2 separate regions of the Homo sapiens genome follow, and region 2 is linked to region 1. A link is an interaction called in ENCODE POLR2A ChIA-PET data of the cell type or tissue named here. Cell type or tissue: GM12878. All regions are shown on one strand. Links, peaks and the distances in the headings refer to the core of each region. The heading gives the core; the rest is flanking DNA. Region 1 overlaps OGDH (oxoglutarate dehydrogenase). Region 2 has its middle 15 kb from the start of NPC1L1.

What was found. ChIA-PET counts read pairs that join two places held together with the same protein. Peaks named below come from ENCODE experiments on the same cell type or tissue, not always from the same donor. Only the 100,000 strongest peaks of a DNase experiment are listed, where the experiment ranks them.
Region 2: POLR2A ChIA-PET joins it to region 1 with 7 read pairs; 7 of 35 experiments call an interaction of 5 or more read pairs at or near these places.

The regions. Positions count from the first base shown.
Region 1 is chr7:44,610,626-44,619,166 of GRCh38, forward strand. The region is part of intron 1 of OGDH (oxoglutarate dehydrogenase); the gene reads left to right. Among named protein-coding and RNA genes, the nearest start is that of OGDH, 8.3 kb to the left of the region's middle. In GM12878, for the core only: no CTCF peak of the experiment used is centred there; no DNase peak of the experiment used is centred there; H3K27ac peaks cover 869 bases.
Region 2 is chr7:44,552,167-44,560,707 of GRCh38, forward strand. No RefSeq gene overlaps it. Among named protein-coding and RNA genes, the nearest start is that of NPC1L1, 15 kb to the left of the region's middle. In GM12878, for the core only: no CTCF peak of the experiment used is centred there; no DNase peak of the experiment used is centred there.

The DNA of each region.
Region 1 (8,541 bases), core at 1,714-6,713:
TTGTTTGAGACGGAGTCTTGCTCTGTTGCCCAGGCTGGAGTGCAGTGGTGCAATCTTGGCTCACTGCAACCTCCACCTCCCCGGTTCAAGCCTTTCTCAGCCTCCCAAGTAGCTGGGACTACAGCCGCGTGCCACCACGCCCGGCTAATTCTTTTGTATTTTTAGTAGAGACGGGCTTTTACTGTGTTAGCCAGGATGGTCTGGATCTCCTGACCTCGTGATCGACACCCCCTTGGCCTCCCAAAGTGCTGGGATTACAGGCGTGAGCCACCGCGCTCAGCCCCTTTTCATCTTCTTAACGGGGTCTTTTGCAAAGCAAAAGTTTATAATTTTGATGAGGTCTGGTTTACCAATTTTATCTTTTGTTAGATTGCTTTTGGTGTTGAGTTGAAGAACTCTTTGCCTAGCCCAAATTCCTGAAGATTTTATCATATGTATTTTTCTAAATTTTTTTTTTTTTTTTTTTGGAGACACGGTCTTACTCTGTCACCCCAGGCTGGAGTGCAGTGGCATGATCACAGCTCACCGCAGCCTCAACCTCCTGGGCTCAGGTGATCCGGTGATCCTCACACCTCAGCCTCCTGAGTAGCTAAGAGTACCGGAGTCTGCACCATGCCTGGCTAATTTTTGTATTTTTTGTTTTTTGGTTTTTTGAGACGGAGTCTCGCTCTGTCGCCCAGGCTGGAGTGCTGGAGTGCAGTGGCACGATCTCAGCTCACTGCAACCTCCGCCTTCCGGGTTCATGCCATTCTCCCACCTCAGCCTCCTGAGTAGCTGGGACTACAGGTGCCCGCCACCATGCCCGGCTAATTTTTTTTTTTTGTATTTTTTAGTAGAGACGGGGTTTCACTGTGTTACCCAGGATGGTCTCGATCTCCTGACCTCGTGATCCCCCCCGCCTCGGCCTCCCAAAGTGCTGGGATTACAGGCGTGAGCCACCGTGCCTGGCCTAATTTTTGTATTTTTTGTAGGGACGGGTTTTGCCATGTTGCCCAGACTGGTCTCAAACTCCTGGGGTCAAGCAATCCTCCCACCTTGGCTTCCTGAAGTGCCAGGATTACAGGCGTGAGCCACTGCGCCTGGCCACTTTTATAAAATTTTTAAATTTTACATTTAAATCTATGATTCATTTAGACTTAATTTCTTTTTTCTTTTTTTTTTTATGTTTTCACTTTATGGTACTTTTTGATGAACAGTTTTTAATTTTAATGTAATTGATATAAATTTAGTCTTGTGGCCAGCTTTTTTTGAGTCCTAAAGACTCAAGATCAAATAGATATTCTAAAAGTTTTAATGTTTTTTTTTATTATTATGCTTTAAGTTCTGGGGTACATGTGCACAACATGCAGGTTTGTTACATATGTATACATGTGCCATGTTGGTGTGCTGCACCCATTAACTCGTCATTTACATTAGGTATATCCATTTGGAGTTAATTTCTGTATGTGGTTTAAAGTTTGAGTGTTTTTTGGTTTTTGTGGGGGGTTTTTGCTTATGAATATCTAACCAGCACCGTTTGTTTGAGAAGACTGTTTTTCTTCCATTGAATTGCTTTTGCACTTTCGTCAGAAATCACTTGGCTGTACTTGTGTGACTCTGTTTCTGATTCTCTGTTGCATTCCATTGATCTTTGTGTCTATCCCATCACCAATACCGAGAGTTTTTATTATTGTAGCTCATAAGAAGTCTCAAAATCGGATAGATTGATTTCTCTCACTTCTTTTTCAAAATTGTTTCAGCTAATCTAGTTCTTTTGCCTTTCTTTTTTTTTTCTTGTGACGGAGTCTTACTCTGTTGCCCAGGCTGGAGTGCAATGGGCATGATCTCGGCTCACTGCAACCTCTGCATCCTGGGTTCAAGCGATTCTCCTGCCTCAGACCCCCGAGTAGGTGGGACTACAGGCATGCACCACCACACCCTGCTAATTTTTTTTATTTTTAGTAGAGATGGGGTTTCACCATGTTGGCCAGGCTGGTCTTGAACTCCTGATCTCATGATCCACTCGCCTCGGCCTCCCAAAGTGCTAGGATTACAGGCGTGAGCCACCACGCCTGGCCACCTTTCTTCATTATACTTATTTATTATTTTTGAGGCAGGGTCTTACTCTGTCACCCAGGCTGGAGTAGAGTGGCATTATCACAGCTCACTGCAGCCTCTACTTCCAGGCTCAAGCAATCTTGCTACTTCAGCCTCCTGAGTAGCTGGGACTGCAGGCACGTACCACCACGCCTGGCTGTTTTTTTTCTTTTCTTTTCTTTTCTTTTCTTTTTTTTGAGACGGAGTGTCACTCTGTCGCCCAGGCTGGAGTGCAGTGGCGCGATCTCGGCTCACTGCAACCTCCGCCTCCTGGGTTCAAGCAATTCTCCTGCCTCAGCCTCCTGAGTAGCTGGGACTACAGGCACGTGCCACCAACGTAATTTTTTTGTATTTTTAGTAGAGACAGGGTTTCACCATGTTAGCCAGGATGGTCTCGATCTCCTGACCTCGTGATCCACTTGCCTCTGCCTCCCAAAGTGCTGGGATTACAGGCATGAGCCACTGCGCCTGGCTTGTTTTTGTTTTTGTTTTTTGAGACAGTCTCACTTTGTCGCCCAGGCTGGAATGCAGTGTTGTGATCTCGGCTCACTGCAACCTCTGCCTCCCAGATTCATGTTATTCTCTCACCTCGGCCTCCTGAGTAACTGGGACTATAGGCACCCGCCACCACACCTGGCTGTTTTGTTTGTTTGTTTATTTGTTTGTTTGTTTGTTTTGAGACGGAGTCTCACTCTGTCACCCAGGCTGGAGTGCAGTGATGCGATCTTGGCTCACCGCAAGCTCTGCCACCCAGGTTCACGCCATTCTTCTGCTCAGTCTCCCGAGTAGCTGGGACTATAGGCGCCCACCACCATGCCTGGCTAATTTTTTGTATTTTTAGTAGAGATGGGGTTTCACCGTGTTAGCCAGGATGGTCTCAATCTCCTGGCCTCGTGATCCACCCGTCTCGGCCTCCCAAAGTGCTGGGATTACAGGCGTGAGCCACCACGCCCGGCTATAATTTTTATATTTTTAGTCGAGATGGGGTTTCACCATGTTGGCCAGGCCGTTCTCAAACTCCTGACCTCAAGTCATCTGCCCACATCGGCCTCCCAAAGTGCTGGGATAACAGGTGTGAGCCACTGGGCCCAGCCACCTGGCTTTTTTTTTTTTTTTTTTTTGAAGATGGCATTTTGCTGTTGTTGCACAGGCTGGAGTGCCATGGCGTGATCTCAGCTCACTGCAACCTCCACCTCTCAGGTTCAAGTGATTCTCCTGCCTCAGCCTCCCGAGTAGCTGGGATTACAGGTATGTGCTGCCACTCCCAGCTAATTTTGTATTTTTAGTTGAGACGGGGTTTCTCCATGTTGGTCAGGCTGGTCTGAAACTCCCAAACTCGGGCCATCCGCTCGCCTCGGCCTCCCAAAGTGCTGGGATTACAGGCATGAGCCACGGCACCTGGCCTAGCTGTCTTTTTAAAATTTTTATTTTTTGTAGATATAGGGTCTTGCTCTGTTGCCAAGGCTGGTCTCAAACCCCTAGGCAAGCTATCCTTTCACCTCAGCCTCCCAAAGTGCTGGGATTACAGGCCTTTTTTTTTTTTTTTCTTGTGTATAATGCACCATTTCTCTCTGGCTGCCTTCAAGGTTTTGGTTTTTTTTGTTTTTTTTGTTTGTTTGTTTTTTGTATTGAGTTTTCTGAATTTGTTTATGATGTGTCTTGGTGTGCATTTATTTGGGTTTATTCTTCACGGGGTTCTTTATGCCTTTTGCCAGATTTGGGAGATTTGTAGCCATTATTTCTTTGAATGCTTTTCCAGCCCCTCCTTCTGCCTTCATCAGGGACTCCAATGACATTAATATTAGATCTTTTGTTATTTCCCTGAGGCCTTGTTCTGTCTTCAAGTTCACTGATTTCCTCTGTCTTTATTCTGCCCTTTAACCCATGCTAAAGCTTTTTTCTTTTGCTTAGTGCATTTTTCAGTTCTGAAATGTCTGTTTTGTTCTCTACATCTTCTCTTTGCTGAAACTTTATTTTTCATTTGTTTCAAGCATGTTCATAGTTGCTCGTGGAAGCATTTTGAGGATGCCTCTTTTAGAATCTTTGTCAGATAATTGTAAGTCTACGTCATCTTGGTATTGGTGTCTATAGATTGTCTTTTTTTGTTTGAAATTATCCCGGTTCTTTTGGTTCTTTTTTTTTTTTTTTTTTTTGAGATGAAGTCTCGCTCTGTCGCCCAGGCTGGAGTGCAGTGGCGCGATCTCAGCTCACTGCAACCTCCTGGGTTCAAGCGATTCTCCTGCCTCAGCCTCCCAAGTAGCTGGGATTACAGGCATGTGCCACCATGCCAGGCTAATTTTTGTATTTTTGTAAAGATAGGGCTTCACCATGTTGGCCAGGCTGGTCTTGAATTCCTGACCTCAAGTGATAACACCTACCTCAGCCTCCCAAAGTGCTGGGATTACAGGTATGAGCCACCATGCCCGGACAAGATTATCCTGGCCCTTGGTGTAAAGAGTGATCTTTGACTTGCAACCTGGACATTCTGGGTGTTATGTTATGGACTCTTGATCTTGTTTAAATCTCTAAGCAATGCAGGCTTCCTCTGCTGGGGCAGGGAGGGGCTGCTTCCTCACTGTTGCTGGTGCGGTGTCTGGGGGGAGGGATTCCTTGTTATTGCTGTATGACTGTAAGAGTTCCCCATTAGGCCTTGGTGACATCACCCTGCCTGGGAAGGGAGGGGTGCTGCTTCATTACTGCTGGATGGGATTGAAATCCAGACTCCCTACCTGGTCTCCACTATCTTATCAGGGAGTGAGTTGGAAGGGCTCATTATTCACCAGGTGGGGATGAAAGTCCCTGGTCCCTATTCTGACACCAGCTGAGTGGAGTGAGGATATTTCCTGTGGAATTTGGCCGCAGTAGAGCAATTGTTGTTTAAAACTTTAAAAGTTTTCCATCTTGCTGCTCTTTTCCTGGTCCTTTGGCTAGAGAGAACAGGTTTCTGTTTGTAGTTTTCTTTGTCTACACCTGTTGGCATTTCTGGGTTGTAGGCTTCTCGAGTACCCAGGTCTGAAACACATGAAGCATAAAGAAAATCAAGAACTCAGTGCTCGGCTGGGTGTGGTGGCTCATACCTGTAATCCTAGCACTTTGGGAGTCTGACACTTGAGGTCAGGAGTTCGAGGCCACCCTGGCCAACATGGCAAAACTGTCTCTATAAAAAATACAAAAATTAGCCAGGCATGGTGATGTGCGCCTGTAGTAGTCTCAGCTACTTGGGGGACTGAGGTGGGAGAATCACTTGAGCCTGGGAGGTCCAGGCTGCAGTGAGCCGAGATCACACCACTGCACTCCAGCCTGGGCAACAGAGCAAGACCCTGACAGAAAGAAAAAAAAAAAAAACCTCAATGCTCTTTCTTTGGGTCCTCTGGTTCCTAGCCAGTCTGCTTCCTTCTCTCCACCTTTCACAGTCTTGTTTTGTCTTAAATGTAACGCCTCATGTTTTTAGCTATATTTAGCAGGAAACACGTTTTATATATGCTTTAATGAGATGTTGAAAAATTGTCCTGCTTTCCATAAAGATTTAATAATTTACACTCTATCAATACCTTTTAAAAGTGCCTATTTATCTACACCCTCCCCAGTCAACCTGTTTATACCACATCAGTCATGGGCATCTCAGATGCTGTGGGGCCACGTCTCAGGGAAAGGGCAGAACAGTCTTCAGACCTATATACTGAAGCGTACTCAGGGATCTGATCAGGGAGGTGTCAGTCCCTACCAGTGGTGACCACCCATGATTGGTGAGCTAAATAGGCTTCTGTGCTAAATGATGGAGACAGCCTACTAATGTTTTGGAAGTTACCAGTTGACCGCCACTCCAAATTAGCTAATGTTTAGGTTTAAATATCTTGGAAACTTGAACTTTTTATATCACTAGTTTGCCTTTTTTCCTAGGCTACATATATATATGTATATATATATACACATGTTTATGTATATATACACATATATATACGTATATACGTATATATACACATATGTATATGTATATATATACACACATGTTTATGTATATATACACATATATACGTATATAAGTGTATATGTGTATATATATACACGTATATGTGTATATGCATATATATATGTGTATATATATGCATATATACGTATATATGTGTATATATACACATATACGTGTATATATATACACATATATATATACGTATATATATATGTATATATGTGAGCCGAGATCGCGCCACTGCACTCCATCCTGGACGACAGAGCGAGACTCCTTTCGGAGCTCTGGAGTCTCACTCTGTCGTCCAGGCTGGAGTGCAGTGGCGCGATCTCGGCTCACAGTAACCACCTCCCGGGTTCAAGCAATTCTCCTGCCTCAGCCTCCCAAGTAGCTGGACTACAGGCACCCGCCACAATGCACAGCTAATTTTTTTGTAGTTTTAGTAGAGGCGGGGTTTCAGCATGTTGGCCAGGCTGGTCTCAAACTCCTGATCTCAGGTGATCCACCCACCTCGACCTCCCAAAGTGCTGGGATTACAGGCATGAACCACCATACCCAACCATTTCTTTAGTCATAGATATACCTTCAAGTTTTCAAAGTGCTTTCATATTTGTGTTACAATTACAAAAAGACATTATGAGGGGGTTAGGAGTAATTACTGTCTCCACTTTATGGCCCAGGAAAGCTCACACAGTGACTTGGTGTCACGTGGTCTCTGTTGGCCCAGGAAAGCTCACACAGTGACTTGGTGTCACACGGTCTCTGTACCTGCAGGCTCAACAATTGTTTCCATCTAGCAATGAAAAAAAACTTTACAGTTTAAAAGTAATCCTCACTACTTCCCTCAGCTTATATGTAATGAGGTGTCACTAGTGAAAGATAATAAATTCTTTGAGATTCTCAGCCAATAAGGGAGAATTGATATCTGTACTCTGTACATGAGTTCTTTGTATTACTACTAAAACAAAAATAATTGCAGGCATGAGACAACAGCCATAGGTCTGTAGCAAATGTGTTCATGATTCATCAGAAGAATTGAGTCTGAAACTGAAAAAAAGAAAGTGGATGAGTTGTCCTTTAAAATGGTTGCCAGCTAACACTCATAGGGTTTAAGGATCATGTAATGATGTGTGGGTTTTTTTCCCTCAAAGACTTATTTACTGAGAAACAGCAGACTGTTTTTGCTAGGTCTTGCCTTTTTAATCACCCCCCTACCTAGCCAATGTCATATTGATAGGCGTCAGTAGTTGGTTTATTTCCCTCATTCTTTGTGCCCTGGGATAGGGTACCTCCTACCCAACTGGGGAAATTCGAGGCATAGACCTCGAAGGCTTCATATTTCAGACAGAACCCTATTTAAGTATATCGTTTCCTAAGGGCAGGGCGTTTAACACCTAAAAACTAATTTTCCTTTGGTTTTTACTTTTTTTCTTTGTACAACTTATTTTTCCCAAATGTATGTGTTTATTTTTGCATCTTGAAATTAATGGATTACAACTTGTATCATTTTTGTGTACAGTGATAAGTTCAGTTACATTTTTTCTTACACATTAAAAAAATAACTTTATTGAGACATAATTCACATACCATACAATTCACTCATTTAAATTGTAAGGTGAATGTTTTTCAGTATATTAGAGGGTTGTGACACCATCAGCACAATCTAGTTTTAGAGCATTTTCATCCTCTCCTCCCAAAAAGAAAGCCCTATGTCCATTGAGTTACTCCTCATCCTTCCCTCATTTCTCTGCCCCAGCCCCAGGCAACCACTAATCTACTTTCTCTCTGTATAGATTTGCCTATTCTGGAATGTGATATTATTATCGTATATGGGTTTTTGTCCATGATTCCTGGTTCCATAGTTCTTGTTATTTCCTAAGTAACTAAAATAAGCATGTATTTTGTTAAAGTATTTCTCCTTGGTTCCTGAAGTAGCTTCCAAACAGCTTCAGAGTGATAAAGGTGGAAGTCTTTTGTTACAATGTTGGGGTGCTTTAGGCCCCAGAAACAGGCCTGTGGCACTCCTTTCACCTGCTGCTTTTTCTCCCCAAGGGAGGCCATAGAAACTAAAAATATACTCTAATATTCCTCCACTGTTCTGTCTTGGAGCCGGCAATAAAGAAATTCTCTGACCTACCTTGTCTGATTGTAGGTCACAAGACACCCACTTCAGGAGTCCTGCCTCACACCCACAGGAAGGAATCCTGCACAGAGAGGCCAAGAAGAATCTGAACAAACAGGCCTGGCTGGGTTTCCCCACTCGGTCTGTTGGTATTAGATCATACCCTTTTTGCCTGATCACCTATCTACATGGTTATCTATGCTTCAGTCATGCATATCCAATGAAGTCTCCATAAAAGGCCCAAGAGGATGGGGTACGGAGAGCTTCTGGATAGCTGAACATGTGGAGATTCCTGGAGGGTGGCATGCCTGGGGAGGGTATGGAAGCCTCCTTACCCCATCCTACACCTTGACCTGTGCAACTCTTAATCCAC
Region 2 (8,541 bases), core at 2,208-7,207, 58 kb before region 1:
AAAGCACCCTGGCGCGGTGGATCATGCCTGTAGTCCCAGTGCTTTGGGAGGCCAAGGGGGCAGGATTGAGGGAGACCAGCTCGGGCAACATGGCTAAACCCTGTCTCTACAAGAAAGATAGGAAAAATTCGCCAGGCATGGTGGCACGTGCCTGTAGTCCCAGTAACTTGGAAGGCTGAGGGATGAGAATCACTTGAGCCCAAGAGGTCGAGGCTACGGTGAGCTGAGATTACAGCACTGTACTCCAGCTTGGGCAGCAGAGCAAGACCTTGTCTCAAAAAAATTTTTAAAAATTAAAAAAAAAAAATTTTTTTAAAGAAAGGGCCAGGTGTGGTGGCTCATGCCTGTAATCTCAACACTTTGGGAGTCCATGGCAGGAGAATCATATTAGGCCAGGAGTTCAAGACCAACCTGGATTAACATAGCAAAACCCCATCTCTACAAAAAAGAGAGAAGGAGGAAAGAAAGGAAGAGGAAGAGAAAGAAAAAAAGAAGAAGGAGGAGGAGGATGTTGGGAAAAAGCTGAGTGTTGGGAGGGAAACTGAGGCAGGACTTGCATAATGTCCTCTGGAATGTGTCTAGACTTGCTGGCTCCTTGCTTCTAGCCCTCCTAGGCTCCTATTCCCATTATCTCAAGTAGCAGAACATGTTCCATATAAATGCTAAACTGTCACAGCTGTAGATCATGCGCCTGCCCTTTTGACCTCCACATTCTCACCACCTGTTTCTTTTTTTTTTTTTTAATACTTTAAGTTCTAGGGTACATGTGCACAACGTGCAGGTTTGTTACATATGTATACATGTGCCATGTTGGTGTGCTGCACCCATTAAGTCGTCATTTACATTAAGTATATCTCCTAATGCTATCCCTCCCCTCACGCCACAACGGGCCCCGGTGTGTGATGTTCCCCTTCCTGTGTCCAAGTGTTCTCATTGTTCAATTCCCACCTATGAGTGAGAACATGCCTCACCACCTGTTTCTTTGTTGGATTACCAATAAATACTGTGGACTCCCAGAGCGCAGGGCTTTCGCAGCCTCCATGATCACGATGGCCCCTTGGTGTCCCACCTTTATCTCTCAAACTGTCTTTGTCTCAATCCTTTGACTCCACCGGACTTTGTCACCCCCACGACCTGGTGTTGGGTCTGATCACCCCAACAGGAGGAGGGGGAGGAGGAGGAAGGGCGAGGAGGAAGAAGGAGGAGGGGGAGGAGAAGAGAAGAAGAAAGATTTGAAATTTTCTAACTGCACACCTTAAGGAGCTAGAAAAAGAAAAACTAAACTCAAAGCTAGAATTTTTAAAAATAATAAAGACTACAACTGAGATAAGTGAAATAGGGAATAGAAAACTATAGAGAACAGCTATGAAACAAAAAGTTGATTTCTTGAAAAAAATATTCTGAAGGAGCAATCTATAATACAAATAAAATAATACAGAAAAATAAATTTTAAAAGAAAAAAATCAACAAAATTGACAAACCTTTAGGTAAGGTGACTAAGAAAAAGAGAAGACTCATATTACCAAAATCACAAATGAAAGTGGGAACTTTACAATTTTACAGAAATAAAAAATACAATATAATACTATAAATGACTGTATAACAAACGATAATCTAGAAGAAATGGACAAATTGCTAGACATTGCATACCAAAACTGATTCATGAAGAAGCAGAAAATCTAAATAGACATATAACTAGTAAGGAAATTGAATCAGTAATTTTTAAACTCCCCCAAAAGAAAAGCCCAGGATCAGATGGCTTCACTGGCGAATTCTAGCAAACATTTAAAGCAGAATTAATATCAGCTGGGCATGGTGGCTCAACGCCTGTAATCCCAGCACTTTAGGAGGCTGAGGCAGGCGGATCACCTGAGGTCGGAATTTGAGACCAGCCTGACCAACATGGAGAAACCCCGTCTCTACTAAAAATACAAAATTAGCTGGGCATGGTGGCACATGTCTGTAATCCCAGCTACTCAGGAAGCTGGGGCAGGAGAATCGCTTGAACCCAGTTGGCAGAGGTTGCTGTGAGCCAAGATCACGCTATTGCACTCCAGCCTGGGCAACAAGAGCAAAACTCCATCTCAAAAAAAAAAAAGAAAGAAAAAGAAAAAGAAAAAGAAATAATATCAATCCTCCTCAAATTCTTCCCTAAATTGAAGAGGAAAGAACACTTCCTAACTTATTCTATGAGGGCATGTTCATAGTATCCTGATCCTATGGTATACTGATATCAAAACCAAAGGCACTACAAGAAAACTACAGATCTCATAAATATTGAATAAAATATACATGAATACTGAGTAAAAGTACTAGCGAACCAAGCTGAACATCGTATTAAAAAGATTATACACATTGGCCAGGCGCAGTGGCTCAAGCCTGTAATCCCAGTACTTTGGGAGGCCGAGGCAGGCAGATCACTTGAGGTCAGGAGTTCGAGACCAGCCTGGCCAACATGGTGAAACCTCGTCTCTACTAAAAATACAAAAACTAGCCGGCTGTGGTGGTACATGCCTGTAGTCCCAGCTACTTAGGAGGCTGAGGCAGAAGAATCACTTGGACCTGGGAGGCAGAGGTTGCAATGAGCTGAGATCATGCAACTGGACTCCAGCCTGGGCCACAGAGCAAGACTCCCTCTCCAAAAAAAAACAAAACAAAAAAAGAGTATACATCATGACCAGGTAGACTTTATTCCTGGAATATAAGGATGGTTCAACATATGGAAATCAATTAATGAACTATACCAGATTAACAGGATGAAGGGAAAAAATCACATGATTCTCTCAACCGATGCAGAAAAGACATCTGACAATATCCGACATCCTTTCATAATAAAACCACTCAGAAAACAAGGAATACAGGTAACTCTCTCAACATGATAAAGGCCATGTATGAAAAAAAATGTCCAGGTGTGGTGGCTCATGCCTGTAATCTCAGCACTTTGGGAGGCTGAGGCGGGTAGATCACTTGAGGTCAGGAGTTAAGAGACCAGCCTGGCCAACATGGTGATACCCCATCTCTACTAAAAATACAAAAAATTAGCCAGGCGTGGTTGCACACGCCTGTAATCCCATCTACTCGGGAGGCTGAGACAGGAGAATCACTTGAACTCAGGAGGCAGAGGTTGCAGTCAGCTGAGATTGTGCCATTGCACTCCAGCCTGGGCGACAGAGTGAGATTTCGTCTCAAAAACAAAAACAACCAAAAAACCCCACAGTTTATATCATCCTCAGTGACAGAAGGCTGGCAGGCTCAATGATTCATGCTCATAATCCCACTGCTTTGGGAGGCCAATGTGGTAGAATCACTGGAGCCCAGGAGTTCAAGAGAAGCCTGGGCAACATTACAAGACACTGTCAAAGCAAGGTCAAATCAAGGGTCAAAGCAAGGTCAAAGGAAGGTCAAAGCAAGACCCTACCAAAAAAAATCTTGGTGTAGTGGTGCATGCCTGTAGTCCTAGTTACTCAGGAGGCTCAGACAGGAGGATCACTTGAGCCCAGGAGTTTGAGGCTGCTGTGAACCACGATTACATCACTGCACTCCAGCCTGGAAAACAGAGGAAGACTCTGTCTCGAAAAATAATTTTTTTTTTTAATGATGAAAGACTGAAGGTTTTTCCTCTAAGATCAGGCAGAAGAGGGCTGGGGGTGGTGGCTCATGCCTGTAATGCTAGCACTTTGGGAAGCTGAGGTGGGTGGATCACAAGGTCAGAAGTTCAAGGCCAGCCTAACCAACATGGCAAAACCCCGTCTCTACTAAAAATGCAAAAATTAGCCGGGCGTGGAAATTAGCCAGGCACCACACCTGGCTAATTTTTGTATTTTTAGTAGAGACAGGGTTTTGCTATGTTGGCCAGGCTGGTCTTGAACTCCTGACCTCAGTTGATCTGCCCACTTCTGCCTCTCAGAGTGCTGGGATTACCGGCACGAGCCCACCATGCCCAGGGGAGATACTTTCTTTTTTATATTTTGAGATAAGAAAAGCTTTATTTAAAGTCAACTGGCAAGGAAGGAGGGAATGCTCAATCTCTTTTCCTGAGCTAGGGGTTGGGTTGGGTTTTATAAGCACAGGGTAATAATGAGGCATGATCTAATTGGATCTCACAATGAGGTGATGCTGGAAGGTAATATCTGACTGGATCCTGCCGTGGGGTGATGCCAGAGCTTGATCTGATTGGATCCTGGATCCTGCCATGTGGTGTGTGGTGTCCGATGTTTTGTTTTTTAACTTTGTTTTTTGTTTTTTTGAGACAGAGTCTCGCTTTGTCACCCAAACTGGAGTGCAGTGGAGCGATCTCAGCCTACTGCAAACTCTGCCTCCCAAGTTCAAGCAATTCTCCTGCCTCAGCCTCCTGAGTAGCTGGGATTACAGGCATGGACCACCACACCTGGCTTTTTTTTTTTTTTTCCTTTTTTGGTAGAGACAGGGTTTCACCAAGTTGGGCAGGCTGGTCTCAAACTCCTGACCTCAAGTGATCCGCCCACCTCGGCCTCCCAAAAGGCTGGGATTACAGGCATGAGCTACCATGCCTGGCCTTGTTTTTTAACTTTTATTTTACATTAAGTTGTACATATGCAGGTTTGTTATATAGGTAAACTTGTGTCACGGGGGTTTGTTGTACAGATTATTTTCTCGCCCAGGTACTAAGTCTAGTACCCAATAGTTATTTTTCCTGCTCCTCTCCCTCCTCCCACCCTCCACTGGGTTCCAGCATCTGTCGTTCCCCTCTTAGTGCCTATGAGTTCTCATCATTTAGTGAGAGAATATAAGTGAGAATATGTGGTATTTTGTTTTCTGTTCCTGCGTTAGTTTGCTAAGGATAATGGCCTCCAGCTCCATCCATGTTCCTGCAAAGGACATAATCACATGTCTTTTTTTATGTCTGAATAGTATTCCATGACATATATGTACATTTTCTTTATCCAATCTGTCATTGATGGGCATTTAGGTTGATTCCATGTCTTTACTATTGTGAATAGTGCTGCAATGAACAGACGTGTGCATGTGTCCTTATGGCAGAACAACTTACATTCCTTTGGGTATATACCCAGTAATGGGATTGCTGGGTCGAATGGTAGTTCTGCCTTTAGGTCTCTGAGGAATTGCCACGCTGCTTTCCACAATGGTTGACCTAATTTACACTCCCACCAACACTGTACAAGTGTTCCCTTTTCTCTATGACCTTGCCAGCATGTTATTTTTTCTTTTTTTTACTTTTTAATAATAGCCATTCTGGCTGATGTGAGATGGTATCTCATTGTGGTTTTGATTTCTGTTTCTTTAATGATCAGTGATATTGAGTTTTTTTTCAAATGTTTGTTGGTTGCATGTATGTCTTCTTTCGAAAAGTGTCTAGGAATGAGATACTGTCACCACTTCTATTCAACATAGTGTTAAAAGTTCTAACCAGAGCAATTTGGCAAAAATGAAATGAAAAGAAAAGAGAAAAGAGAGAAAGAGAGAGAGAGAAAGAGAGGGAGAGAGGGAGGGAGGGAAAAGGGAAGGGGAAGGGAAAGGGGAAGGGGAGGGAGGAAGGAAAAGAGTGTCCAAATTAGAAAAAAATTAAACTTATCTCTATTTGCAGATAGATTTTATATTCTAAAACAGTAAATACGCCACTGAAAATGTATTATAACTTGTCTGAGTGTGGTGGAGCATGCCTATAATCCCAGCACTTTGGGAGACTGAGGCAGGACAATCACTTGAGCCCAGGAGTTTAAGACCAGCCTGGGCAACAACGTGAGACCCCATCTCTACAAAAAATAAAATAATTAGCCAGGCATGCTGGCATGCCTGTAGTCCCAGCTATTCAGGAGGCTGAGGCAGGAGGACTGTTTGAGTCCTGGCAATGGAGACTGCAGTGAGCTATAACCGTGCCACTGCACTCCAGCCTAGACAACAGGGTGAGACCCTATCTTGAAAATTTTTTTTAATAAAAAAAATTACTAGAACTAATAAATGAACTTGGCAAAATTATAGGATACAAAATCAATACACAAAAATCAGATGCATTTCCTTCCTTCCTTTCCTTTCCCTCCCTCCCTCCCTCTCTCTCTCTCTCTCTTTTTCTTTCTTTTCTTCTTTCTTTCTTCCTATCTGTCTTTTTTCTTTTTGAGACAGGGTCTCACTTTTTCACCCAGGCTGGAGTGCAGTGACACGATCATCACTAACTGCAGCCTTGACCTCCCAGGCTCAAGCAGTTCTCCCACCGTAGCCTTCGGAGTAGCTAGGAGGGACTACAGGTGCTCATCACCATGCCTAGCTAATCTTCCCCCTCCCTCCTTCTCCTCCCCCCTCCCCCCTCCCCCCTCCCCTCCCCTCCCCTCTCCTTTCCTTTCCTTGACAGGGTCTTGATCTGTCGCCCAGGCTGGAGTGCAATGGCGTGACTCAGCTCACTGCAACTTACGCCTCCCCAGTTCTAAGTGATTCCCTTGCCTCAGCCTCCCGAGTAAGTAGAATTACAGGTGTGCCACCATGCCCAGCTAATTTTATATTTTTAGTAGAGACAGGGTTTCACCATGTTGGCCAGGCTGGTCTCGAACTCCTGACCTCAGGTGATCCACCCGCCTTAGCCTCCCAAAGTGCTGGGATTACAGGCGTGAGCCACTGCACCCAGCCCCTGGCTAATTTTTTTAATTTTTATTTTTAGAGATGGCATTTCACTGTGTTGCCCAGGCTGGTCTTGAACTCCTGGCCTCAAGTGATCCTCACTCTTCAGCCTCCTGAATTGCTGGGATTATAAGTGAGGGCCACCATGCCTGACTTTAGCACCACTTATCTTGACACATGAAAAAGATAAACCATTCTGTTCCCACTGTTCCTGCCATCTGGTGGTCTCTTACTTGCAGCTGTATACACTCCTAACTGATGTACCTGTAATTCCCTGCTGTCCACCACCTGACTATTAGCACCCCTTCTCCTACTGTTGCCCCACAGCAGAGTCCTCAACCTCAACACTACGGACATTTTCAACCACAGAACTCTCTTGTGGGGGCTGCCTTGTACATTGCATGATTTTAACAGTATCCCCGGCCTCTTCCCACCTAAAGCCAGTAGCATCCATTGCCCAGATATGATAACCTAAAATGTTTCTTGGCTGGCACAGTGGCTCACACCTGTAATCCCAGCACTTTGGGAGGCTGAGGCGGGCAGATCACTTGAGGTTAGGAGTTCATGACCAGCCTGGCCAACATGGTGAAACCCCATCTCCTAAAAATACAAAGATTAGCTGGGTGTGGTGGCACATGCCTGTAGTCCCAACTACTTGGCAGGCTGAGGCAGGAGAATCACTTGAACCCGGGAGGTGGATGGAGGTTGTAGTGAGCCAAGAACACACCACTGCACTCCAGCCTGGGCAACGGAGCAAGACTCTGTCTCAAAAAAAAAAAAACAACAATATTTCTATACTTTCCCAAAAGCCCCACTGGGGCAAATCTGGCCAAGAACCACCACCCTGCAGGAAGCCTGTGCTAAGCCAACTAATCTGCTCCCTCCACCCAGCTCTGCTATAACCAAGCCAAGCCTGTCTCTCAGGCTTCTCCGGGCCTTCCCAACGCCTGCGCATACAATCTCCTTGGCAGTGAGGATTTCTACCACCACCCAGGCCTGAGTGGTCTCTCCCTCCTCTGGCCATGATAGCAGGGGTTGGCTGTCTCCCTTGGCACTTGGCCTAACCATCACTGCATTCATGCATTTTGCTTCTAAAAGCTGAGGTCCTGGTTCCCGGGGCGGGGGCCATACCTCCTACACCAAGAATCCTTGAACCTATAGGGGTCCAATTTGTACATTTCGGTGATTGTATTAGGTACTTCGCTTCACGAATACAGCTGCAGTCAGGACCCGTTGCTGTCAAAGCCATAGACTCAGGACTGTGTGACCCTCCATCTCCCCACTGCTGGAACAGCCACAAGCAGTTCAGGAGCCTGGTCCCCCAGCCCACTGCTGAGGAGAAGGGCGTGTTGGTCCATGGAGGGGATGAGGCAGGCTGAATCTATAAAGGGTCGGGGGGTCCCAAGTACTTCCTGAGGGCTCCCTGAATGGGAGGATGGGCAGCTCTGCCCTGACTGTTGCTCCCAGCATCCCAGCTGCAGGTTCTGATGGAAGAGGGTCTTAGCCTGGGCAGGGCTAAGATGGTGAAGCCAGACCACTAGCAGGGGTAGCCACCAGAAATGGAGATCACATGTCAAGGCTGAGGGGAGGCAAGGTCTGGGGACTGGCCCTACATGCTTACTCTCTACTGTACAAGCATCAGTTGCTTCTCACATTCGTCCCAGCCCTGCAAGCTGATGGGTAGCCTTCATCCTGGACCCTTTGTCTTCTGTGATGGTCCCCCTCAACACAAAACTGCATTTTCTAACCTTGAACCAACAAGTTGTACAGTGAGCTGTGGGGAACAAAAGGGGCCATGAGAGGGGCCTGAAGCAGGGTCTCCCAGATGGGAGCAGGCATGGGCCCCTGCCTACTACGCCTGATACCCCTGGCCTTGACAAACATGAGACCCGTGGAGGACGAGGATGAGGGCTTCCTGTCTGAGCCCTGAGT